Regions from separate parts of the Homo sapiens genome. Here region 1 is linked to region 2. Evidence: chromatin loops called from intact Hi-C (ENCODE). Cell type or tissue: PC-3. All regions are shown on one strand. Links, peaks and the distances in the headings refer to the core of each region. The heading gives the core; the rest is flanking DNA. Region 1 holds the start of CD160 (CD160 molecule). Region 2 overlaps HJV (hemojuvelin BMP co-receptor).

Region 1 (12,310 bases), core at 4,210-12,209, 290 kb before region 2:
CTGAGGTCGGGAGTTCAAGATCAGCCTGGCCAACATGGAAAAACCCTGTCTCTACTAAAAATACAAAATTAGCCAGGCATGATGGTGCATGCCTGTAATCCCAACTACTAGGGAGGCTGAGGCAGAAGAATCGCTTGAACCTGGGAGGCAGAGGTTGCTGTGAGCTGAGATTGCGCCACTGCATTCCAGCCTGGGCGACAGAGCAAGACTCTGTCTCAAAAAAAGAAAAGACATCCCTGCCAGGCGCGGTGGCTCATGTCTATAATCCCAGCACTTTGGGAGGCCAAGGTGGGTAGATCACCTGAGGTCAGGAGATCGAGACTAACCTGGCCAAAATGGCAAAACGCTGTCTCTGCTAAAGATACAAAAAAAAAAAAAAAAAAAATCTTCCGGGCGTGGTGGCAGGTGCCTGTAATCCCAGCTACTTGGGAGGCTGAGGCAGAAGAATTGCTTGAACCCGGGAGGTGGAGGTTGCAATAAGCTGAGATCATGCCATTGCACTCCAGCCTGGGCAAGAGAACGAGACTCTGTCTCAGAAAAAAAAAAGACATTCCACCTCAAAGTATTACCTTCCCCAGAATGGTTCCAGTGCCCCCTGACATTCTAGCTTGGAAAGTAAACTAATTGTGCCCATCCTGTTTACTCTGTTGCTTAGAATTCTTGCCAGGATGCTGGGCGCGGTGGCTCACACCTGTAATCCCTGCACTGTGGGAGGCCGAGGCAGGTGGATCACTTGAGGTCAGGAGTTCGAGACCAGCCTGGCTAACATGGTGAAACCCCGTCTCTACTAAAAATACAAAAAATGGGCTGGGCGTGGTGGTGGGCACCTGTAGTCCCAGCTACTTGGGAGGCTGAGGCAGGAGAATCACTTGAACCCAGGAGGCAGAGGTTGCAATAAGCCGAGGTTGCGCCACTGCACTCCAGCCTGGGCAACAGAGTGAAAGAGCGAAACTCTGTTTCAAAAAAAAAAAAAAAAAAGAGAAAGAATTCTTGCCAAGGAAAAAGCAATGCTTGTCTTTTTTTTTTTTTTTTGGAAATGTAGTCTCGTTCTGTCACCCAGGCTGGAGTGCAGTGGCATGATCTCAGCTCACTGCAACCTCTGCCTCCTGGGTTCAAGTGATCCTCCTGCCTCAGCCTCCCAACCAGGATTCCAAGTGTGCTCTACCACGCCTAGCTAATTTTTGTATTTTTAGTAGCGACAGGGTTTCACTATGTTGGCCAGGCTGAATTTGAACTCCTGACCTCAAGTGATCCACCCACCTCAACCTCCCAGAGTACTGGGATTGCAGGCATGAGCCACCACACCTGACCAATGATTGTCTTTATTATCCACTGAAGAAAGTACATTTTCTCCTCTAAAGCCCAAGTCAGCATGAGGATGGCACCATCCAGTTTGCCTTAGGGTAGAGTGCAGCCTCTGTGCCTCCAGACAACTGTAGAAGTGCCTGCAATTCCACTCAGCAGAGTATTTTTTTGCTAAGCACCCTTTGCTAAGTACTACCTATTCATTTCCTCTGGATCAATTGAAAATACCAGGGAGGGTAAATGTTAAATCTTTGATGGAAGAATGAGGCATCAAGACCTGGGACTCTTCGTGCCTGAGGGAAGGTTGAGAAAGAATGGCCATTGCCAAGTGTGGGAGACCAGTTTCCCCAACTTCTTCAGCCAAAGACAGCTTCGCAGGTGCCTTTCAGAGGAGCCCTGCACTGGGATTCACATAGTGTGGCTTGCAGGCAGCTCTCGGAGCAGCCCCACAGGCCTGGTCTCCCTTAGGAGGAGGCCTGGCCGCAAAGGAACTTGGTGTCCTCTATGACCGGAGAGGGACAAGACAGGCTCTATAGGACACCAAAGTAATTTGGGCACATTTTTCTATGCCTTCTGTTTTAAAAGACATAACTTGAGAGTACCTGGTGAGCCATTCACTACAGACTGGAAATTAGAATAGAGGCTGAGAGAGACATTTTTTTCCAGGCCTGCCCTGTCATCTTGATACCCAAACCCCTGAAGCTGCCACCTCTGTCTCCACAATAAAACAGCCCTGAGGTCAGGTGTGGTGGCTCGTGCCTGTAATCCTAGCACTTTGGGAGGCCGAGGCAGGTGGATTACCTGAGGTCAGGAGTTTAAGACAAGACTGGCTAACATGGCAAAACCCCGTCTCTGCTAAAAATACAAAAATTAGCCAGGCATGGTGGCACGCGCCTGTTGTCCCAGCTACTCAGGAGGCAGAGGCAGGAGAATCGCTTGAACCCGGGAGGCAGAGGTTGCAGTGAGCTGAGATTGTGCCACTGCACTCCAGCCTGGGTGACAAAGCGAGACTCTGTCTCAAAAAAAAAAAAAAAAAAAGCAAAACCAAAAAAACCCAGCCCTGACTCCCTCTCCATATTTTATCATTATTCTATTACCAACGACCCTGGGCTAAAGGCCAGCAGTGACAGTGGCTGGGACAGGGGCTGAGATGCCTGCACAGCTTTGCTGTATGTGCCTCTGGCTCTGAGGCTTGGTTTCCTTCCAGAAAACTGTTGGCTGTGCTAGGTGTCAGTTCACCCTTCTCCAGGGGAGAAGCTGGGCCTCGCACCAGCCCCTGGAGCCTCAAATGTGCTCCCTCACAGCCACTGGGGCTGCTCACCAACCATCACAGTAGGCCCTGAACTGGGCCAAGGTCAGAGTTACTCTCCCTCACCCACACTCCCCAAACTCACACATGCTAAGCAACAAGGGGAAATGTGACAGGAGAATGAGCTCTACTCTTTACATGCGGGTGTAGCCTCTGGCACCTTCGTGGCCTGGAAGTCTAACACAGTCCAGTGAAATGTAGAAATAGCTACAAAGCTAAAGTGACCTTTGGCTGCAGTGAACACACGAGACTTGGACTAAGCCGAGGCAGGTAGCAGGTCTGAGCCATGTATCTAACAAGGGAGACTGACAAACTGGACTCTGTTCAGAGAAGAGGAGAAAGGACAAACAAAATATTGGAACCGTGAAAGCACTAAAATAATTGTAAGAAATAATTGCAGGAGCTGGGGATATTTAGCCCAGAAAGGAGAAACTTTAGAATGATTAACTTTCTTCAGAGAGTTGATAGACTCCTGAGTAGAAAGGAAAACTAGGTAATGCTGGCCAGGCGCGGTGGCTCACGCCTGTAATCCCAGCACTTTGGGAGGCCGAGGCAGGTGGATCGCCTAAAGTCAGGAGTTTGAGACCAGCCTGACCAACATGGTGAAACCCCTTCTCTACTAAAAAATACAAAAAATTAGCTGGGCGTGGGAGCGGTGGCTGCAATCCCAGCTGCTCAGGAGGCTGAGGCACAAGAATCACTTGAACCCAGGAGACAGAGGTTGCAGTGAGCCAAGATTGTGCCACTGCACTCCAGCCTGAGCAACAGAGTGGGACTCTGTCTCAAAAAAAAAAAAAAAAGAAAAAAGAAAAAGAAAAAGAACACTAGGTAATGATACTAGCCCACACCTGAGTACTTTTATATGCCAAGCACCATGCCAATTGTTTTACACACTTTCTCATTTACTCTAAACAGCAGTTCTGTGATATAACTGCAATTATTATCCCCATTCCACAGTTGAGGAAAACACAGAAAGGTTGAATGACTTATCCAAGGTCACGTAGTAAGTGGAGTCAGGACGTAAATCCAGGCAGTCTGCCTCATGTGCCTGAGACTTGCCTGCCATCCATAGACATTTCCCATGTGGGGCCCTCAGCAGACTTCATTGAAAGTTAAAGGCAGGCAGGACTGACAGCAGCACAAGGAAGAATTTTACTGGAAGTATTCCACAAGGGATATTGTGTGGATACTTTGGGTGGTAGTGAGCTGCAGAACAGTAGACAGATTCAAGCAGAGGATGCAAGAGGTATTACCCTGAACAGTTCGCAAGGAGCATTACAGCAACAATAGCACCAGGGAACTTGTTAGGAATACAACTTCTTGGACCACCCCCACCCCTGCCCTGAGTCCCTGAATTAGAAACTCTGCAGCTGGGCCCAGCCATCCGAATTGTTCAAAGATGCCCTGCTGGTGATGTTAATACACGCTCAAGTTTGGGAAACACTGGCATGCAAGTGTCTGCACACTTCCAGGGACTGGAAGACTGCTGCAGTCTCTTCTGCTTCCAAAACCCCATAATTCTACAGAAGTAAGATGGAAATACAATTCAATGTCCACTCAGTTTTTCTTTGTCTTAATGTCGAGCACTTACTATTAGTATCTTGAAAACAATCTATCAGTTGCTAAATTGTGTAACTGGACTCATACACCTTAGACATTGAAAGGCCCACAGGATACATATTTGGGAGGCTGTGGATGACCAGGAGGCAGCCTATATTTCAGCCACCTCATTGCTTCACTGACTTCCAAACCAGCCCCATATGTCCCTGCTCCTTGCTGGTTCATACTGTTCCTCTACCCCTGCCTTTTGAAATCCTGCCTTCTTTCAAAGCTCAATTTAAATGTCACATTGTCCACACAGAGTGCCTAACACTGTCTGCGCCCACAGGGCAGTCTCCTTTTCTTCCTCCCAACCTCCCCTGCTTCCTGGGTTCTCTCTCACTTCTGGGGTACTTAGAGCTCTTGGTGCATTCTGCTTCTGCTTCATCTCACGGGAATGCAGGCCTCTCTCAGCAGTGTGCTCGCCTTGACAGCAGGCCCCATTCAGTCATCGTCAACCCCGCAGGGCCTGGCACACAATAACCTTGTGAGAAGCGACCAAAAGCAACATTTGCAGAAAACTGTGCATGCAACCGTTTGCAGGATGGACAGACACTACATGGCTGGTGAAAAGGAAGCGCGCTGCGATTCACTTTTGAGCCCTGAGGTCTTTGCAGAACTTTGAGGTTTTTTGCAATAACCAGTATGAATACATGTGTGTCAGCTAGTACTTAAGTGGCCCCAACCTCACTCACCCACAACTCTGGTTGCCTTTAACTTCTCTTCATGTTGCTAATAATCACTGTTTTACAGCTCCTGGATGATAAGGAATGCTGAGTGCTCTCAGAGCCAACCTTTGAAAGGTTCTCATAGACCCAAGGAGGGAGAAGTCTCCATTTTAGAGAGCAGAGAGGTCATCTGTTTGAACACTATCATAGAGACAGCAAATAAGGATACTGGGAGAGCAGAGACCAGGCCCAGTTTAGCAGTTTATGCCAGTGGGACCCAGTATCCTGTGGGCTGTGGTGGACTGGTCCTGTGACCAGGATGATGGTGAGACACTCCTCTTCCCAACATGGGTTCCCAACCCCCAGGCTCCCAGAATGGACTCATTCTGCAGTGAAAGCTAACACTTTGATGGAGTGAAGAAGTATTTCTTTTCTTTTTTCTTTTTTTTTTTTTTTTAGAGACACAGTCTCACTCTGGCATCCAGGCTGGAGTGCAGTGGCGCAATCACGGTTCACTGCAAGCTCCGCCTCCCGGGGGGTCACACCATTCTCCTGCCTCAGCCTCCCCAGTAGCTGGGACTACAGGCACCCACCACCAGGCCCAACTAATTTTTGTATTTTTAGTAGAGACAGGTTTCACTGTGTTAGCCAGGATGGTCTCAATCTCCTGACCTCGTGATCCACCTGCCTCGGCCTCCCAAAGTGCTGGGATTACAGGTGTGAGCCACTGCGCCTGGCTTGGAGTGAAGAAATATTTCTAATATCTGTCTCATTTGACGATGGCTTCAGTGGAGCCATCTGGGAGTTCTCAAACCCCAGAGCACCCTACTGTTTTTAGGACCACAGAGTACTACAATAACAGGAATAAGAAGGAAAAGAGAGTCTCTAGACTAGTTATGAAAAATTTTCCCCCACCCTCCCTCCACCCTTGAATTCCTGGGTAGCCTGGCACTGGGTGGCAATCATGACAGGTGTTCCTCCAGAACCGTGGGGCTTCCTGGTGTGCTGTGCCCTTTGGCACAGGGCCTGGCCCAGCCTTGCAGGACTTAGAGCCCAATGCTTCTAATTCTCAGACTAATGTTCCTGCCATCTAAGGGCACAACCCTAGAATTTAGGAACAATTGTAATCTCCCAAGCCATCACTGACCAAGGAAGAACAGAACAGAATAGAAATGGATGGGAAGCTGGGAGTGGTGGTTCAGGCCTGTAATCCCAGCACTTTGGGAGGCCAAGGCCAGAGGATTGTTTGAGCCCAGGAGTTCAAGAGCAGGCGGGGCAGCATAGGGAGACCTCATCCATACAAATCATTTTTAAAATTATCAACCGAGCGTGGTGGCTCACGCCTGTAATCCCAGCACTTTGGGAGGCCAAGGCAGGCAGATCACTTGAGGTCAGGAGTTTGAGACCAGCCTGGCCAACATGATGAAACTGTCTCTACTAAAAATACAAGAATTAGTCCAGCATGGTGGCAGGCTCTCGTAATCCCAGCTACTCAGAAGGTTGAGGCAGGAGCATCACTTGAGCCCAGGAGGCAGAGGTTACAGTGAGCTGAGATCACGCCACTGTACTCCAGCCTGTGTGACACAGCGAAACTCCATCTCTAAATAAATAAATAAATAAATAAATAAATAAATAAATAAATAATAAATAAATAAAAAGTTATCCAGGTGTGGTGGCGTACACCTGTGGTCCTAGCTGCTTGAGGGGCTGAGGTGGGAAGATCACTCGACCCCAGGAGGTCAAGGTTGCAGTGAGCCATGATTGCCCCACTGCACTCCAGCCTTGGTGACAGAGCAAGACCCTGTCTCAAAAAAAAAAAAAAAAAAAGGAAAGAAAGAAAAAAGAAAAAGAAAAAAAATGGGTGGGTGGGAAGATAAGGTCAGTCATTCATCCTCCCCCCACCACATCAGGACCATTTTGGTGCCCCCACTCGTTGCCTCCCCTGCTCACCACCACCCTCACCCAAGCCTTCTTGACAGCTCCCTGACCTTCTTCCCTTTCAGCCTGGAGCAGCTGTGTTCTCTGTCCTACTTCTAACCAAAACCTACTCTCAGGAGAAGACTTGGTACCTTTCTTTATACTTGAGAGGACATTCTGTCCTTTTATCTTCTAGTTATTCTATCATCAGTCCTTTCCTTATTATGAATTAGCAAATACAAAATCTTTGTTCCCCAGGGTAAAGAAAAGAATTTTAAGAAGTGGTTTTTCTTAGCCCCCTCAGCACCCTAGTCTATTTCTAACACCAAAAAGACAAAACAAGGGAGAGGAAAGGAGAAGGAGATGGAGGACCAGTTGCAGGAGAGAAAGGAGAAAAAAATCCACAGTGGGGGTGGCGGAAGATCTATGACTTCTAACAACCCATTCTGTGGTTTTCAAAGAGCGAATATAATAACAGCTATGAAAGTGTGAGCAATGACGAAACTGGAGAGATAGGGTTTTAACAAGATGCAAGGACAATCTGAGGACTGAGAGCCATTTCAACGTGAGCCCCCAGTCTGAGAACAAGAAAGAAGAACTTCTGTCTCGAGGTAAAAAGGCCTGCTGGGGACCTGGGGTCCAGGTGAAGGGATGGGATGGTTGACAGAACTGCTCAGGTGAGGACAGGCTTCTCATGAGGTCCCTGAGAAACTTGCCTTTTGGAGGGAAATGTCCTCTGCCCTCTGGAGCCTGGGGAGAAGGTTATTTCTGCCCGCCAGACCAGCATGCTCGCTTTTCTTCCATGGGCATTCAGGAATCCTGGCCCCATTCTGACATTCCTCAAATGGAGGAATTCCTCAAATTACCAGAGGAAAGTTACCAAAGTTTAGATCTGCTGGAGCTCTTCAAGGATTGGCCTGAGACAAGCCGGGAGGTGCCACGGGGCTTGGAGCTGGCCCTGTGAGGCACCTCCGGGGGAAGTTCATGTCCTAGGTGGTTCACGTCATGGACCTCTTGGAGGTCCGTGAATAGATTTATTCATGGGATTTGTGAATTGGGGGGAAAAATACATCTTTATTTTCACTAATCTTTAATTGAAAGTCAGCACTTGCTTCAGTTATGAATGTAGACAATGAACCACAATAGAATTTGCCATCAATAGAAAACACAAATATTTTCAAATCTCATTACAGTTTTTATAGATTTCTCCAAATGTCCTTAACGCTCAGCACTACTACAGAATTACAACAGTTATTAGGCTGATGTCAAATCTAAAGAAGCATGTGTACTGCTCTACCACACATTCTTCTAATGTTTTGACAACTGTCTTGTCATAATTTGTTCCCTTTATTATCCCATGTATCTTATTAATTTTTAAATGTTGTTCTGAGAAGGGACTCCATATGCCTTCCCAGACCACCAAAGAGGTCCATGGCGCCTTTATGTCAGGCACCTGCTTTGGTGTGTTGAGCAGGAAGCCTGAGATCTCAGACAAGAGCTTCAAGGGCCCCCCAGCCCAAACCTCTGTCTACTAACAAGTCTGGTTCTACTTTAAGGCAGTTGGGGTTGTGGAGATTGAAAAAGAAGCCCCTTCACAGCTGCAAATGAGATCTTTCTGGGCATCTTTTTCAGTGTCGTGGGAGATCTGTATACAGAGGTATTTGTGGAGCTCAGAGCTGACCTTCCAGCTCCTCTGAGAGGTTAGATCCGGGCTCCGGTGGCAGAGGAAATGGAGACTCTTCCTTGCCCTCTTGTCCCCACCCTCCCCAGAAAACCTCTGGCAAAGCTTTATGTGTCATCTAACCGTCACCACATTCCTATGAGGTAGTTTTAAACACAAGAGGAATGTGAGGCTGAGTGAGGTCCAGCAATGTGCTGGTCACACAAAGCTTGGATTTGAACCCAGGAGTCCACAAGACTCCAGGACCGCCTCCGAAGGTGCGGGAGGGAAGAGTTTCCCGCCGTCTGTGAGCTGTCGCCTGAGAGAGGCACCGAGCCCTGGGGCCACCAGCGCAGCTCAGGAGCCCCGGGGACCATCAAAGATGAGGATGCCAACTCCACGGGCACCCTCCCCCCTGCCCGCGCTGGGGCTCACAACGTTTTAAGAGGGGAGACCCGCCCCTGGCGTGTAGTGGGCCCGGAAAATTCCCAGACTTCTCACGACCACCCGCTCTCCCCTCTGTTGAGGGCCAGGTGCCGCTCTAGTACATGCTGCGTCCCCAGGACCCACCAGGCCCAACTTTGCACCCCCTCATCTCCCCTCCTAGTTTAGACTTTCCCTGGCTAGCCCCCATGCTCGCTGGATGGCCCATGGCTGGAGTGACGCGGGCCAACGCGGGGCAGGTAGGGGGTCACTCGGCTTTGGCTGAAAGGCAGCGCCCTCTAGCGGCCAGAGTGCGAAATCAGCGCCGCCGGCTCCGCGCTGCCCCGCCTGCATCACAACAGGGTGCTCCCCTCCCGGGCACCAAGGTCACTTCCCAGAGCATCCTTGCCCAGTGACCTCGCTGCCCCCCAGCGCTGGTGAGGGGCCCACAACAGACTTACATGCTCTTCTTCAACTCGGCCCTAGGCACCGCGAAGTCTGGCCACTCCAGCGGAGTGACCAGCTGCATCAGCCCCTCCCGCCTGTCCTCTCTCTCCTTGGAAGCGGTCCCTACCCTGCGCCCCTCCCATCCCGCTGCACCAGTCCCTTAGGAAACACGCCTAGAGAAGGGACACGACCTTGTCAACATTCCACAGCTACCTAGTGCGGAGCCAGGACTGGAAGCCAGATCTCCTCAGCCCATTCCCCACCTTAATTCACCCACCGTATTCTTTAGTCACCAGCTCCCGAGAGCCCACAAACAACTATGAAGGCCTAACTTCATTGCCATCTTGCAGCCTTTCCACATCCCTCATCCAGAATTTCTCCTGTGCTGCCCCTTGACACTTTATGACCTTATTACTTAGTACAGTCGTTCTTGTGTTAACAGCTGTTCGTGAATGGATGAGCGGCTGTGAGGAGAGGGACAAAGGGGACTCCAAGAGAAAGACTCTCATAACTTGGGTTAGAGTCCTGCTCCCCAACTTAGGAGCTGTGATTTTAAGCAAGTCACAAGTCCCCTCCAAGCCTCTATATGCTTCGTACAAATAATAAATTTTAGAAAATAATAATGGCTTAGTGTTTTATAAGGACTAAACACAGTCTTGCAGGTAGATGTGCCTGGAACACTGTCCATTGATTCCAATATAAGAAAGCATAAAACTAATCATAGCTATCATTTATTGAGCCCTTACTCTCTGCCAGGCACTGTGCTAAGTAATTTACATAGGTGACCTCATTTGACCCTCACAACCCAAGGAAGAGAATATTTTGTCACCATTTTATAGGTCATTAAGAGATTAAGAAACTTGCCCAATATTACACAGATAGTTAAGTTTCAAAGCCAGATCTGAAACATCCTGGTCTGACTCTAGAGACCATTTAACCACTAAAACGTCCGCCTCTGCTGTGTTAGTGATCTCTCTGTGCCCCATGGTGTCTGACACATTATAGATGCTCCGTGTTTCTGAAATATGTCTATTTATTAAAGGCTGAGCATAGCGCCTGGCCCAGGAGCCTAAGAAACTTGACCGAGTCATGCAACTATTAAGTTTTTTTTGTTTTTATTTTTGTTTTTTCGAGACAGAATCTTGCTCTGTCGCCCAGGCTGGAGTGCAGTAGCGCGATCTCAGCTCACTGCAAGCTCCGCCTCTCGGGCTCACGCCATTCTCCTGCCTCAGCCTCCCGAGTAGCTGGGACTACAGGCGCCCGCCACCACGCCCGGCTAATTTTTTGTATTTTTTTTAGTAGAGATGGGGTTTCACCGTGTTAGCCAGGATGGTCTCGATCTCCTGACCTCGTGATCTGCCCACCTCGGCCTCCCAAAGTGCTGGGATTACAGGCGTGAGACACCGCGCCCGGCGCCACTATTAAGTTTTAGGACCAGGATTTGAACACAAACACTCTGGCTCTAGAGTCTACGCTTTTTAACCATAATTCTGGGCTGAATGAATAATTGCAATCCTTCTTTGTCTTCCTCTTTGAATAAAATGATTTGTCATTTTATTCATTTATCCTCTTTGTCACTTAATATTCCATGTTTCAAGAGTCACCAGGACATTCTGGTGTAGCATGAAGGTATGATAACACAGGAGAAGGAACAAGGAGAGGTCAAGGCTAGGAAAGGACATTGGGGCCATACCATGAGCTGCTGCTGGGATGTTTTATTAGGATTGTGACAAATGTATAGATAAGTACAGAAGAATTTAACAATCGTCTCTACTTAGATTTTCTTTTATGTTCCTTAATAGTACTGTATAGTTTGTATCCTATAGGTCCTATTCGGAATGTTGTTACATTTTTCTGGACATTTGATGGGTTTTTTGGTTGCTATAATGAATGGAACTTTTCCTTCTACCATATTTTCTGACTAATAATTATATCCAGGAAAATTTTTAATCTTATGTATTAATAAGTACCTTATTAAATTGTATGTATATACACTAATTTAGTTTATTGTTTTATACAAACTATAATTACATAACATTCTATTCTGTGGATCTGCAATAATTTATTCAACCATTCTCACCAGTGGGTCTTCACCTGTTTCCTTTTTTTATGGGGGCAGGAAGGCGACAAAGTTTTGCTCTGTTGCCCAGGCTGGAGTGCAGTGGCGTGATCTTGGCTCACTGCAATCTCTGCCTCCCAGGTTCAAGCAATTATCCTGCCTCAGCCTCCTGAGTAGGTGGGATCACAGGCACCTGCTACAACACCCAGCTAATTTTTGCATTTTTAGTAGAGCCAGGGTTTCACCATGTGGGCCAGGCTGGTCTCGAACTCCTGACCTCAGGTGATCCGCACGCCTCCCAAAGTGCTGGGATTACAGGTGTGAGCCACCACACCTGGCCTTCACCTGTTTCTATTTTTTTGGTATTATAAAAAATGCTGCAGTGAATATCCTTGTACATCTATACTAGCACACTCATGCTTTTATTTCTGTAAGCTATAGCCAAAGGGACAGGGTATGTGCATTTGAAATGTTAATATATAATGAGTATTCCCCCAAAGCTCCGTAACAATGTATAGTTCTACCTAGAGTGAATGATTGCACATATTTCTTCTTACCCTTACCAAAATTTGATTTATCTTTTAAATTTTTGTTCACTTAACAGGTGGTAATTCTGAAATTCTGAACTCTGAATTTTTAATTTGTACTTCCCTGAATACTTGTAAAACTGAAAAACTTTTTATTGCATTTCGTCTTTTGTGAACTGCCTATTCAGATACTCTTTTATTGTTTCTAATAATTCTCAATTAAGTTTCTTGGGTTTTCTAGATGTAAGTTATATCACATATAAATAGTAATAAATTTGCCTTAAGATTTCCAATATTTATACCCTTTGCTTTATTTTCTTGTCTAAATATAATGGCAAACACTTTCAGAACAATGTGAAATAACAGAAATAATAGGAAGCATCTCTGCCTTGCTCC
Region 2 (12,761 bases), core at 2,410-10,409:
GGCTGGAGTACAGTGGTGCTATCATGGCTCACTGTAGCCTCGATCTCCCAGGTTCAAACAATCCTCCCACCTCAGCCTCCCGAGTAGCTGGGACTACAGGGGCATGCAACCACACCCGGCTAACTTAAAAAAGAAAGAAAAGAAAAAAAAACTTGTAGAGACAGGGTTTCACCATGTAGCCTAGGCTGGTCTTGAACTCCTGAGCTCAAGCGATCCACCCGCCTCAGCTTCTCAAAGTGCTGGGATTATAGGTATGAGCCACCATGCCCAGCCAATCCCCTCATCTTTTACCTTACAATCAAATATTTTTTCATTCTCTTTGGAATACTCCATAGCACATTCATATTTCTTACATAGCACTAACACGTAAAGTGCCTTTTCTCTCCTAAATTCCTAGAGAATAGAAACTCTGCCCTTTTTTATCTTTGTATTCTTCCTAGCATCTATTAGAGTACACTTCACAGAATAAATGTATTATTAAATATAAATTGAGGCCAGGTGCAGTGGCTCACGCCTGTAATCCCAGCATTTTGGGAGGCTGAGGCAGGCGGATCACTTGAGCTCACAACTTCGAGACCAGCCTGGGCAACATGGGGAAACCCTGTCTCTACTAAAAATAAAAAAAATTAGCTGTGTGTGATGGTGCACGCCTGTAGTCCCAGCTCCTCGGAAGGCTGAGGTGGGAGGATGGCTTGAATTGCCATGTCAAAAAAAAAAAAAAAAAAAAAATATATATATATATATATATATACACACACACACACACACACACACACACAGACACACACATACATATAGAGATAGATTGATTGAATTGATAGATTGGGTTATGTCTCTGGATAGAATATACCAGTAATTCAGATCCTAGTATTATTTCTTATTACTATTAGACTTGACACCTCAACCTCAGTTTCTTATGCTAAACTGTATCATATTTGTCCCTCCTCAAAGCCTGTGGCCCAAATATGTATCAGAGCAGGGACGGTAAGGAGGCGAGAGGTGGTGGTTTGTTTTTCTGTGAGAAGAAAATTGGACTGCGTTGGTGTTTATAAGTATGAGGGAGATGGGACATTGTGTGCTCAACCCAACTTCCCCTTTTCTGAGAAATTATTTCTTACACAATTCAGAAATACAGTTGACTCAGCTCTGCCACCTAGTGGGCAGTTTAATATACTGTCAAAATTCTTAGTCCAAGAATTGTCTCAAACAAATAAAAGCTTTTCTGAGAGCCAAAACAGCCCAGATCACTCCCCTGAGTGGCAAAGATGATTTTTGATTATGAGAAGGAACAAATGAAGGAAATGTGGTGTTCATGACTGAGGGAAAGAAATTCTACATTAAAACAAGTTTCTATTTTTTTATCCAGACTGACAATTAATAATACTTTCTTTTCTAAGAAAAAATTTTAAAACATTTATTTATTTTTCTAGATCCATCAATGCCTTTTGAAAAAATGAATTAATTTTTTTAAGAGATGGGCCTCTCTCTTGCCCAGGCTGGAGTGCTGTCGTGCGATCAGTTCACTGCAGTCTCTGACTCTTGGGCTCAAGCAACCCTCGGCCTCAGCCTCCTGAGGAACTGGGACTACCACCATGCCTAGTTAATTTTAAGTTTTTTGTAGATATGGGGGTCTTGCTATGTTGCCCAGTCTGGTCTCTAACTCTTGGGCTCTAGTGATCCTCCTACCTCGACCTTCCAAAGTGTTGGGATGACAGGCATGAGCCACTGTGCCAGATCAGTACTTTCTTTTTTTTGAGATGGAGTTTTGCTCTTGTCGTCCAGGCTGGAGTGCAATGGGGCGATCTCGGCTCACCGCAACCTCCACCTCCCAGGTTCAAGCGATTCTCCTGCCTCAGCCTCCCAAGTAGCTGGGATTACAGGCATGCGCCGCCACGCCTGGCTTATTTTGTATTTTTAGTAGAGACAGGGTTTCTCCATGTTGGTCAGGCTGGTCTTGAACTCCTGACCTCGGGTGATCTGCCCACCTTGGCCTCCCAAAGTGCTGGGATTACAGGTGTGAGCCACCATGCCCGGCCAGTACTTTCTTTGTTAATTATATTTTGTCATCTATATATCTATATATATGCATTATAACGCAGTTGCACAAACATTTGATTCTCACCAGGTAAGCAGGAAGACATTTTGCAGAAGAGAATATTGTGATTCAGAGAACTCAAATGACTTGCCTATGATCACACAGCTAGGACAAAATTCCTAGTGAGTCCCTGAGCCTTAAAAAAAAGATTTTTTTTAAGTCCAAGATTGTCCAAGTGTGGTGGCTCACACCTGTAATTCCAGCACTTTGGGAGGCTGAGGCGGGCAGATCACCTGAGGTCAGGAGTTCAAGACCAACCTGGCCAACATGGTGAAACCTCGTCTCAACTGAAAATACAAAAATTAGCCGGGCATGATTGTGGGTGCCTGTAATCCCAGCTACTCGGGAGGCTGAGGCAGGAGAATCACTTGAACCCGGAAGGCAGAGGTTGCAGTGAGCCAAGATTGTGCTACTGCACTCCAGCCTGGGTGATAGAGCAAGACTCTGTCTCAAAAAAAAAAAAAAAAAAAAAGTCATCTCCTTTGTAAAGCTTTCTCTGATTTCTACATTTATTTTTCATTTTTAATTAATTAATTTTTAAATTTTTACCTATTTATTTTTTGAGACAGTATTTCACTCTGTTACCCAGGCTGGAGTGCAGTGGTGCAATCTCAGCTCACTGCAGCCTCGACCTCCTGACCTCCTGGGCTCAAGCAATCCTTCCAACTTAGCCTCCCGAGTAGCTGGGACCACAGGCACACACCACCACTCCCGGCTAATTTTTTGTATTTTTCGTAGAGAAGGGGTTTTGCCATATTGCCCAGGCTGGTCTTGAACTCTTGAGCTGAAGCAATTCGCCCACCTCAGCCTCCCAAAGTGCTGGGATTACACGTATGGGCCACTGCGCCTGGCCTTTAATTTATTTTTAATTCTTTTATTGAGACAGGGTCTTGCTCTGTCACCCAGGTTGGAGTGCAGTAGTGCGATCATAGCTCACTGCAGCCCCAACCTCCTGGGCTCAACTGATCCTCCCACCTCGGCCTCCCAGGTAGCTGGAACTATAGGCACATGCCACAACAGCCAGCTAATTTTTATTTTTTTTGTAGAGACGGGGGTCTCACCATGTTGCCCAGGCTGGTATCAAACTCCCGGGCTCAAGCAGTCCTCCTACCTTGGCCTCCCAAAGTGCTGGGATTACAGGCATGAGACACCGCTCCCAGCCAGCCTACTTTTTTGAAAATATGACTTAGTTTCTCAAAGGTAGAAGTGTTGTATCAAAGACTGACTATGTGAAACGCTTAATATTAAAAATGTTGGTTCTGTGCCAGGTGTGGTGGCTCAAGGCTGTAATCATTGCATTTTGGGAGGCCAAGGTAGGTGGGTTGCTTGAACCCAGGAGTTCGAGACCAGCTTGGGCAACATGGCGAAAACCCATCTATACAAAAAAATACAAAAAACAAAAAATTAGATGGGAGTGGTGGCTAGCACAGTAGTCTCAGCTACTTAGGGGGCTGAGACAGGAGGATTGCTTGAATCTAGGAGGTCAAGGCTGCAGTGAGCTAATATTGAGCCACTGCACTCCAGCCTGGGTGATGAAGTGAGAACCTGTCTCAAAAAAAAAAAAAAAAATTAGTTCTTTGAACCAATAGCAAAGAATGATTCCAAAATCGCCCTGTATTGGAGGTAGAATCTAGTTATTCTTCCTGGTTTTTCTTTTTCAGTTTCTCAAAGCCCACCCTCCACTTATATAACTTTTATCTGAGGAAACATATGTAACTTATTTCTTCTGTTAATTGTTGGAAAAATGATTAGTAATTTGGTTTGGGAGTACACAGAAAAATTGAGGAAGGCCTTTTATTTCCTAGTTTTATGTCTTCTTTCCCTTCCTTAGTGCTGGTATGGTTTCCTGGCACTGATTTTGAAAACTATAATTACTGGGCCATGGCTACTATCTGTTTCCTTGAGAAGAAATGTGGGAAGGAACTTGCCATGAAGTACATAGGGTGGAGTATAGTAGGGAGGGAGGTGTTTGTTTGATCTGAGAAGTGGTTGAGATGGCCACAAAGTTAAGGGGAAAAAGCTCAGGCCAAGGTGGAAATGCTCCCTTTTTTTTTTGAGGGTGGGGAATGAAGTCTCACTCTGTTGCCCAGGCTGGAGTGCAGTGGCATGATGTTGGCTCACTGCAATCTCCGCCTCCCCGGTTCAAGTGATTCTCCTGCTTAAGTCTCTCAAGCCGCTGGGATTATAGGTGCCAGCCACCACACCCGGCTAATTTTTGTATTTTCAGTAGAGTCAGGTTTTGCCATGTCCGCGGCTGCTCTCAAACTTCAGACTTCAAGTGATCCACCCGCCTTGGCCTCCCAAAATGCTGGGATTATAGGCGTGAGCCACTGCACCTGCCCAGAAATGCTCCTCTTTTTGTTTTTTGGGTTTTCTTTTGAGAGGGAGTCTCACTGTGTCTCCAGGCTGGACTGCAGTGGCACAATCTCAGCTCACTGCAACCTCGGACTCCTGGGTTCAAGCGATTCTCCTGCCTCAGCCTCCCAAGTAGCTGGGATTACAGGCATGCACCACCATGCCCAGCTAATTTTTGTATTTTTAGTAGGGACGGGGTTTCACCATGTTTACCGGGCTGATCTTGAACTCGTGACCTCAGGTGATCCTCCCACCTCAGCCTCCCAAAGTGCTAGGATTACAGGCATGAGCCACTGCGCCCAGCCAAATGCTCCTCTTTTTAATCAATGTAATGTAACATGTAGTTAAAAATCACATGATATTAAATGATTTTACAAAAAACAGCAGTCCTCAAGCCCAAGCCCCTTTTTCTTTTTCTTTCTTTTTTTTTTTTTTTGTTGAGACAGGATCTCACTCCGTCACCCAGGCTGGAGTGCAGTGGGGCAATCTCAGCCCCAGGCTGGAGTGCAGTGGTGCGATCTCGGCTCACTGCAACCTCCACCTCCTAGCTTCAAGCAATTCTCCTGCCTCAGCTACCCAAATAGCTGGGATTACAGGCCCACACCACCACGTCTGGCTAATTTTTGTATTTTTAGTAGAGATGAGGTTTCACCATGTAGGCCAGCTGGTCTTGAACTCCTGGCCCAAGTGATCTTCCCCCCACTTGGCCTCTCAAAGGGCTGGGATTATAAGCATGAACCACCACACCCGGCCCCCGCCCCCTTGTTTTTGAGACAGGATCTCACTCTATCACCCAGGCCAGAGTGCAGTGGCATGATCATGGCTCACTGCAGCCTTGACTTTCTGGGCTCAGGTGTACCTCCTGCCTTAGCCTCCCAAGTATCTGGGACTACAGGCACATACCACCATGCCCAGCTAATTTTTATATATTTTGTAGAGACAGGGTTTTGCTGTGTTGCCCAGGCTGGTCTTGAACTCCTGGGCTCAAGGGATCCATCTACCTAGGCCTCTTAAATCCATGCCTAGGATTACAGGCATGAGCCACTGCACCCTGCCTCTTTCAGCTTTTTCATCTGGTATGCACTTCATATTTCTTTTCTTTCTTTCTTTTTTTTTTTTTTTTTTGAGAGAGAGTCTTGCCCTGTTACCCAAACTGGAGTGCAGTGGCGCAATCTCAGCTCACTGCAACCTCCACCTCCTGGGTTCAAGTGATTCTCCTGCCTCAGCCTTCCAAATAGCTGGGACTACAGGCCCACGCCACCACGCTGGGCTAATTTTTGTATTTTTAGTGGAGATGGGGTTCCCATGTTGGCCAGGCTGGTCTTGAACTCCTGGCCTCAGGTGATCCGCCAGCCTTGGCCTCCCAAAGTGCTGGGATTACAGGCGTAAACCACCGTGCCTGGACTATTTTCCTTATTAAAAACATTTACAGATCATGTGCCAGACTAGGTGTTGAAAATATAAAAATACAACTAGGCTGGGTGTGGTGGCTCACGCCTGTAATCCCAGCTACTTGGGAGGCTGAGGCATGAGAATTGTTTGAACCCGGGAGATGGAGGATAGAGTGAGCTGAGATTGGGCCACTGCACTCCAGTCTGGCGATACAGCGAGAGCGACAGAGCCTGCTTCATACCCCTTTGTAAGCCATCCCTCCTCCTCTCTGCCCATCCCTTAAGCAACCATTGAGCTCCTTTTCTCACTATATATGTGCTAACATTACATATATATTTTGAGAGGCTGAGGTGGATGGATCTCTTGAGGTCAGGAGTTTGAGACCAGCCTGACCAACATGGTGAAACCCATCTCTACTAAAAATACAAAAAGTAGACGGGCCTGGTGGTGCATGCCTGTAGTCGCAGCTACTTGGGAGGCTGAGGCAGGAGAATCGCTTGAACCCGGGATGCAGAGGTTGCAGTGAGCTGAGATTGCGCCACTGCACTCCAGCCTGGGCAACAGTGAGAGACTCTTGTCTCAAAAAAAAAAAAAAAAAAGGAAACAAAATAAATATTAGACATATCTACTCTCTTATGGTTATAGTAATTGAAATTTTAACTCTTACATCATGCTATATTCCCACCTTTCCTTTCCCCTTACCTCATCCTCCCAATAGAAAGTTATAGCATAGTTCTGGCTGAATCAATAGTCAGTGTTTACATTAGTATTACTGTGTAAATGATATCCATTGAGGAGCCAAGTAGTATATATTGATTGTTTCATGTCTTGAACAACCCTTTATTGTTAAATTATAATTTATTTAAAATTTTACTTTGTTTACTATGTACCTATCTTCAGTTTATTTCCTAAATGTCAATTCTGGCAAATGCCTATTAATATTTTCTTTCAAATGGTCAACATATCAGATAATCTTAGACGATAATTTTTCTTTTCCTGGAAACTTGCCTCATTGTCTGCCAAGTCACTTTTTAGTCACTAGCACCACCTGCTGACTCTTGGTGAAGTGGAAAGACAGAATTATGATTCACAGGGTTGATGTTCTTAAATCGGAAAATCTCCTTTCTGTGGTCTCTGACTTTGAGAATGACATTCTGGAGGAAGGAATGTGGTCCTTGTCATAGGAGTAGCGGAGAATATAAAATCACTAAATAAGGTCTTTCCTTTGTTCTGTTATCCTCTTCTTTTGTATGTTTCCTAGAAGAAGAAAAGTCTCTGTTGTAATCTTCCTTGTCATGCTATGGTCATTCTAAGCCTTTTGTCTGATCTACCAAGAAAAGAGAGAAAGATGTGCTACTCAATTAAAAAAAAAAAAAACTACAGCTTTATTGACGTATACTTGGTGTATGATAAATTGTACATATTTAAGGTGTGTCATTTCATGGGTTTTGACATATACAAATATATATATATATCCATGAAACCACTGTCACAATCAAAATGATGAACATATCTATCACCCCCATGAGTTTCGTCATGCCCCTTTGGGTTGTTTTGAGACAGAGTCTTGCTGTATCGCGTAGGCTGGAGTGCAGTCACGTGATGTCGGCTTTGTGCAACCTCCACCTCCTGGGTTCAAGCGATTCTTGTGCCTCAGCCTCCTGAGTAACTGGGATTTCAGGCTCATGCTACCACACCCAGTAGAGACAGGGCATTTTAGTGGAGACAGGGTTTTTAGTGGAGACAGGGTTTTTAGTAGAGACAGGGCTTTTTATTAGAGACAGGGTTCTGCCATGTTGGCCAGGCTGGTCTCAAACCCCTGGCTTCAAGTTATCCACCCTCCTAAGCCTCCCAAAATGCTGGGATTGCTGGTGTGAGCCACCGCATCCGGCCTACTTCATGCCCCTTTGTAAGCCATCCCTCCTTCACTCTGCCCATTCCTTAAGCAACCATTGATCACCTTTTCTCACTATATGTTTGCTAACATTTTATATATTTTTACAGTCCATGATCTGCTGAAGATTTTTAATAATTTGATATGAATGGAAGCAGATGGTATATACTCTTTTTTTTTTTTTGCGGGGCAACAGCTTTTTTCACTTGCATAATTACTTTGAGATTTATCCATGTTGTGTATATCAGGAATTAATTTCATTTTATTGCTGTGTATTCAATTATGTGAATTTACTGCAGTTGGTGTATCCATTCACCATTTCAACATTGAGTTGTTTCCAGTTTTTGGTTATTACAGATAAAACTGTTATAAGCATTTGTATATAAGTTTTTGTGCAGCACATGTTATCATTTCTCTTGGGTCAGTACCTAAGTTTGGAATGTCTGGTTTGTATGGTAAGTGTACACTTACCTTTTAACGAACTGCCAAACTGTTTTACAAAGTAGTTGTACCATTTTACATTCCCACCAACAGCACATGAAAGCTCCACATTTTCCTAACATTTTGTATTTTATTTAACAGTCTTTTCCATTTTAACCATTCTAGTGGGTATGTAGTATTTTTTCATTGTTGTTTTCATTTGATTTGTATTTCCCCAGTGACTAATGATGTTGAGCATCTTTTCATATGCTTATTTTGAGCTACCTATTTAAAAATGCTCCATTAATAATAGGGCTAGTTGGGCTGGGCATGGTGGCTCATGCCTATAATCCCAGCATTTTGGGAGGCTGAGGCGAGCAGATCACTTGAGGCCAGGAGTTCGAGACGTATCTGGTCTGCCATTTCAAATTTCTCCTGCAATTCTTTATCCTCTATTCCCTCCTCTCCACCTCTTTTAAGGACCACAGCCATTCTGCCATTCCCTCAAAGCACTGTCTCTATGCTTTCCAAAGTAACCTTTAGCTAATGGAGAAAATAATGTGTTGTAATGAAGAAAAAAAAATTGGGGGAAGAGACATATCCAGGGCTGTCTCTTCACTTCACAGAAAATATAGGTATTTTAACTCAAAACATCCTTTTGAAGAAATACTCTTTGTATTGGTTCTCTTAAAAGAGTAACTTTATCCCTCAGGTGTGGGAATTTCAAGTGAATTGAGAAGAATTTCGGCTGGGCGCGGTGGCGCACGCCTGTAATCCCAGCACTTTGGGAGGCCGAGGCGGGCGAATCACGAGGTCAGGAGATCGAGACCATCCTGGCCAACACGGTGAAACCCCGTCTCTACTAAAAATACAAAAAAATTAGCTGGGCGTGGTGGCGGGCGCCTGTAGTCCCAGCTACTCGGGACGCTCAGGCAGGAGAATGGCCTGAACCCGGGAGGCGGAGCTTGCAGTGAGCCGAGATTGCGAGATTGCGCCACTGCACTCCAGCCTGGGCGACAGAGCGAGACTCCGTCTCAAAAAAAAAAAAAAAAAAAAAAGAATTTCACAGCCAAGTGGTAAGTGAAATTCTTTGATGACACCTGTCATGTAATACTCTTCCTTCGCGCGGGCTTAGAGCTAGCCTTATTTACTTTTTTTTTTTTTTTTTTTTGAGACGGAGTCTCGCTCTGTCGCCCAGGCTGGAGTGCAGTGGCGCGATCTCCGCTCACGGCAAGCTCCGCCTCCGGGGTTCACGCCATTCTCCTGCCTCAGCTTCCCGAATAGCTGGGACTACAGGCTCCCACCAGCACACCTGGCTAATTTTTTGTATTTTTAGTAGAGATGGGGTTTCACCATGTTGGTCAGGCTGGTCTCAAACTCCTGACCTTGTGATCCACCCGCCTCAGCCTCCCAAAGTGCTGGGATTACAGGTGTGAGCCACTGCGCTCGGCTACTTCCCAAATATTTTCAGTGCGTGGTTGGTTGAATCTGTGGATGCAGAATTAGTAGATACAAAGGGCCCTACTGTAATATTTGTTCAGGGGAGTATTGTCGGGTGTCAGGGACTGAGAGGAGAGGTGGAAGATAATGGTGAGTACTTGATTAGGGCAGGGAGGACAGGTCCTCGGTTATGGAGTACCTGAGAGGGGAGGATGAGACCAGAAACAGGGAAGATATTAAATGTAAAAGTTACCTCCTTCATAATTTTGTTCAGAGCAGCATTGTTACTTTAGAGCACCCTCATCTAGAACAGCATTTCTTCTCAGTCTTTCTTCTACAAACTAGATTCCTTCAACTTTGGGCTTTCCCTCCTTTTCCAACTCTCTCTTTTTGGCTTTATATGAGAATATGAGAAGAGAGTAGTTGTTTTTTGTTTGATAGTCTCACTCTGTTGCCCAGGCTGGAGTGCAGTGGCGTGGTCTCAGCTCACTGCAACCTCTGCCTCCTGGCCCGGGTTCAAGCAATTCTCGATTCTCATGCCTCTGCCTCCTGAGTAGCTTGGATTACAGGATTACAGGCATGGACTATCATGCCTGGCAAATTTCTTGTATTTTTAGTAGAGATGGGGTTTTACCATGTTGCCCAGGCTGGTCTCGAACTCCTGGCCTCAAGTGATCCACCCACATTGGCCTACCAAAGTGCTGGATTACAGGTGTCAGCCACCGCGCCCAGCCTCAGAGTAGCTTTTGTGGTGACATTGACCACCACAACTCCCCTTTTAGAATCTTTACCAGCTCCACAACCAGAATCTTTAATGGCTCTCTGCTTCCTTGACAATATAGTATAGTGATTAAAAATTAAGTTTCGGGATCCAAACGGCATAGGTTCAGTTTCTGGCTCTGCCATTTGTTAACTGTGTGACTGGAGGCAAGTTCCATAATTTGTTAGCTGTGTGACTGGAGGCAAGTTTCCTTATATAAAAATAGAGATAAGAATACCACCTTCCTTAGAGAGCTATGAGAATTAAGTCAATGTTTTAAAAGTGTTTAAAACATTGCCTGGCAGATTTTAAGCTTCAATAAGTGTTAGATATTAATCAAATTTAAACCCCTTACCCCCTTTTTAAGGTGCTTCATAATCTGGCCTCTGCCCATCTAACCTTCTGTCCCATTACTCCTTGTCTACTGCATTTGAGTTTTGCTCATTTCCTTGCTGAATCATGAATCCATGCATAACTCCAGATGGTTTTCATTGCCTGGAAGATCGTTAACAATTTGAATCTTACCCAGTCTTCAAAGCTCACTTCAAATCCCATCTTCTCTGTTACCTTTTATTATTCTTATTACTTTAGTTCAAATCTACCATCTTCCCATCTGAATGTACCATACTGTAGGATTTAGTGAATAATTACACACTCATCACTCTTTCATGTGAATTGGTTTTGTCTCTCCAATAGCCTGTAAACTCCCTGAGATAGCAACAGTATCTGATACTTCCGAGCCCTCTTTCAGTGGAGTGAACACATTGCATTTACTCCATTTCAAGCATCTGTAAAGAGATTCAACATAGGCAACAGAGGATGGTGTGAAGAATTTGTAGCTTTAATAACAGATTAGTTAGGGGGTAGGGATGATACTTCTGTCCTACCTGTGCCATTCTTCAAAAGCAGAGACTCCCTTCACCTAAGAGCTAGACAATGCCTGCTTCATTTTTGAATCAAGAAAGCAGAACATACCTTACACACACATATTCATCAAATAGACTTCTTTCCCTAATTATGTCTTCCTCCTTTGAGTTTCTTATGGCTAATGATCATGTCTTCTGCTTTCAGCTCTTGCCTCTTAAAAATCTCAACCCTTAAATCTTTACTGATCATTAAAACCTTCATGACCTCTAAACTTATAAGGGTGAAATCTGCAGTAAATGGATTAGAACAATTTGTTTACTATAAATGAGGCTGGAAAAATTGGTGAAGAGCCCCACAGAGATCCGGAATGCAGTAACCTTGCCCAGAATCCTTATTCTGTGATAATTTCAACCCTGGACTGCAGCCTCATCTGACTCTGGATAATGTCATTGTTTCACGTGTCTCCTAGGCCCTGCTTCCTTTAATGATTCTTTACATTCTTCTATGCCAATCTGTATCTCCAAATCATTTCCAAACTAGTAATGGGACTGATGGTCCCCTTACTGAATGCAAAGCCACAGAACAAAGAGCCCAGAAAGGAGTGGAGCTAAGAGGGTTGCTGAGGAAAGAGGAACCCCAGCATCTGAGGGGAAGAGATGCAGCTTCTCTAAGTCTGGCAGGAAGGCTCGGGCATCCTCCAGTGCTGCCTGAGCTGCCACGGTAAAGTTGGGATCACCAGAAATTAAAACATCAAAGACACAGGAATGGAAGTAAGCATCTTCCACTGGAAGCCCTTCCTTGCACAGCCGTCTGGCAGTATCAATGGTTATAGCTCCCCGACGATTGCGCTCTGATCGAGAGAGTCGCTGACTTGGAGGGCACCCCCCAACACAGAGCTGCAGGTCCTGTTCAGCTGAGAAGGCCATGGCCACATCCTCTGCTACCTTGATGGAGAAGGAGAGCTGCCCAGCTGTCTGCCGAATGATTATAGTTGTGCCAATGTAGGCAGCTTGGATCTCCACATGGTTCCCAGGGTTAGCAGTTTGAATCGACAAACTGGATCCCCCAGGTCGGTCACCTCCATTGATAGAACCATCTTCAAAGGCTACAGGAAGATTATCCACCTCAGCCTGATACACCTTCTGATCAATGCATTCCTGCATGTTCTTAAATATGATGGTGAGCTGTGAGGACAAGAGGGAAAACAGTTCATTTTGGGTTCAGTGCATCTTCCCCCCAATCAGACCTCATACATAGTTAGAGATCTGATCCAAGTAGAGATGCAGGACTACTATGGCCCTCAATCCTTGATCCCTTCTCCTATTTATGTTCCAGTATTACCTCATCCCTACTTAACCCCCTCTCTACTTAATCGTGGCAACTTCCTAGGAGAGGGAAAAGTTTCCCTTCTGAAACTCCTCAGGTCCGCCCTCTCCGACTGTCTCTTCAAGGTTTTCTGCATTTGAGTCAAATTCCCATCAAGGGGAAGTGATTTACAGCTCCAGGTGTTTGGTAGAAGGGAGTGATTCGAGATGGGG

Evidence for each region. Peaks named below come from ENCODE experiments on the same cell type or tissue, not always from the same donor. Only the 100,000 strongest peaks of a DNase experiment are listed, where the experiment ranks them.
Region 1: it touches region 2 in a loop (5-fold over the local background); 6 of 110 quality-filtered maps call a loop at or near these places.

Annotation. Positions count from the first base shown.
Region 1 is chr1:145,712,151-145,724,460 of GRCh38, forward strand. CD160 (CD160 molecule) reads left to right here and starts at 7,349. Exons shown (of 6, transcript NM_007053.4): 1 at 7,349-7,409. In PC-3, for the core only: a CTCF peak has its summit at 9,176 (motif pointing left); DNase peaks (open chromatin) are centred at 8,601 and 9,141; H3K4me3 peaks cover 872 bases; H3K27ac peaks cover 1,176 bases.
Region 2 is chr1:146,006,294-146,019,054 of GRCh38, forward strand. It overlaps HJV (hemojuvelin BMP co-receptor), which reads right to left. Exons shown (of 4, transcript NM_213653.4): 4 at 11,177-12,407. The coding sequence ends at 11,784. Among named protein-coding and RNA genes, the nearest start is that of HJV, 9.1 kb to the right of the region's middle. In PC-3, for the core only: a CTCF peak has its summit at 6,891 (motif pointing left); a DNase peak (open chromatin) is centred at 6,928.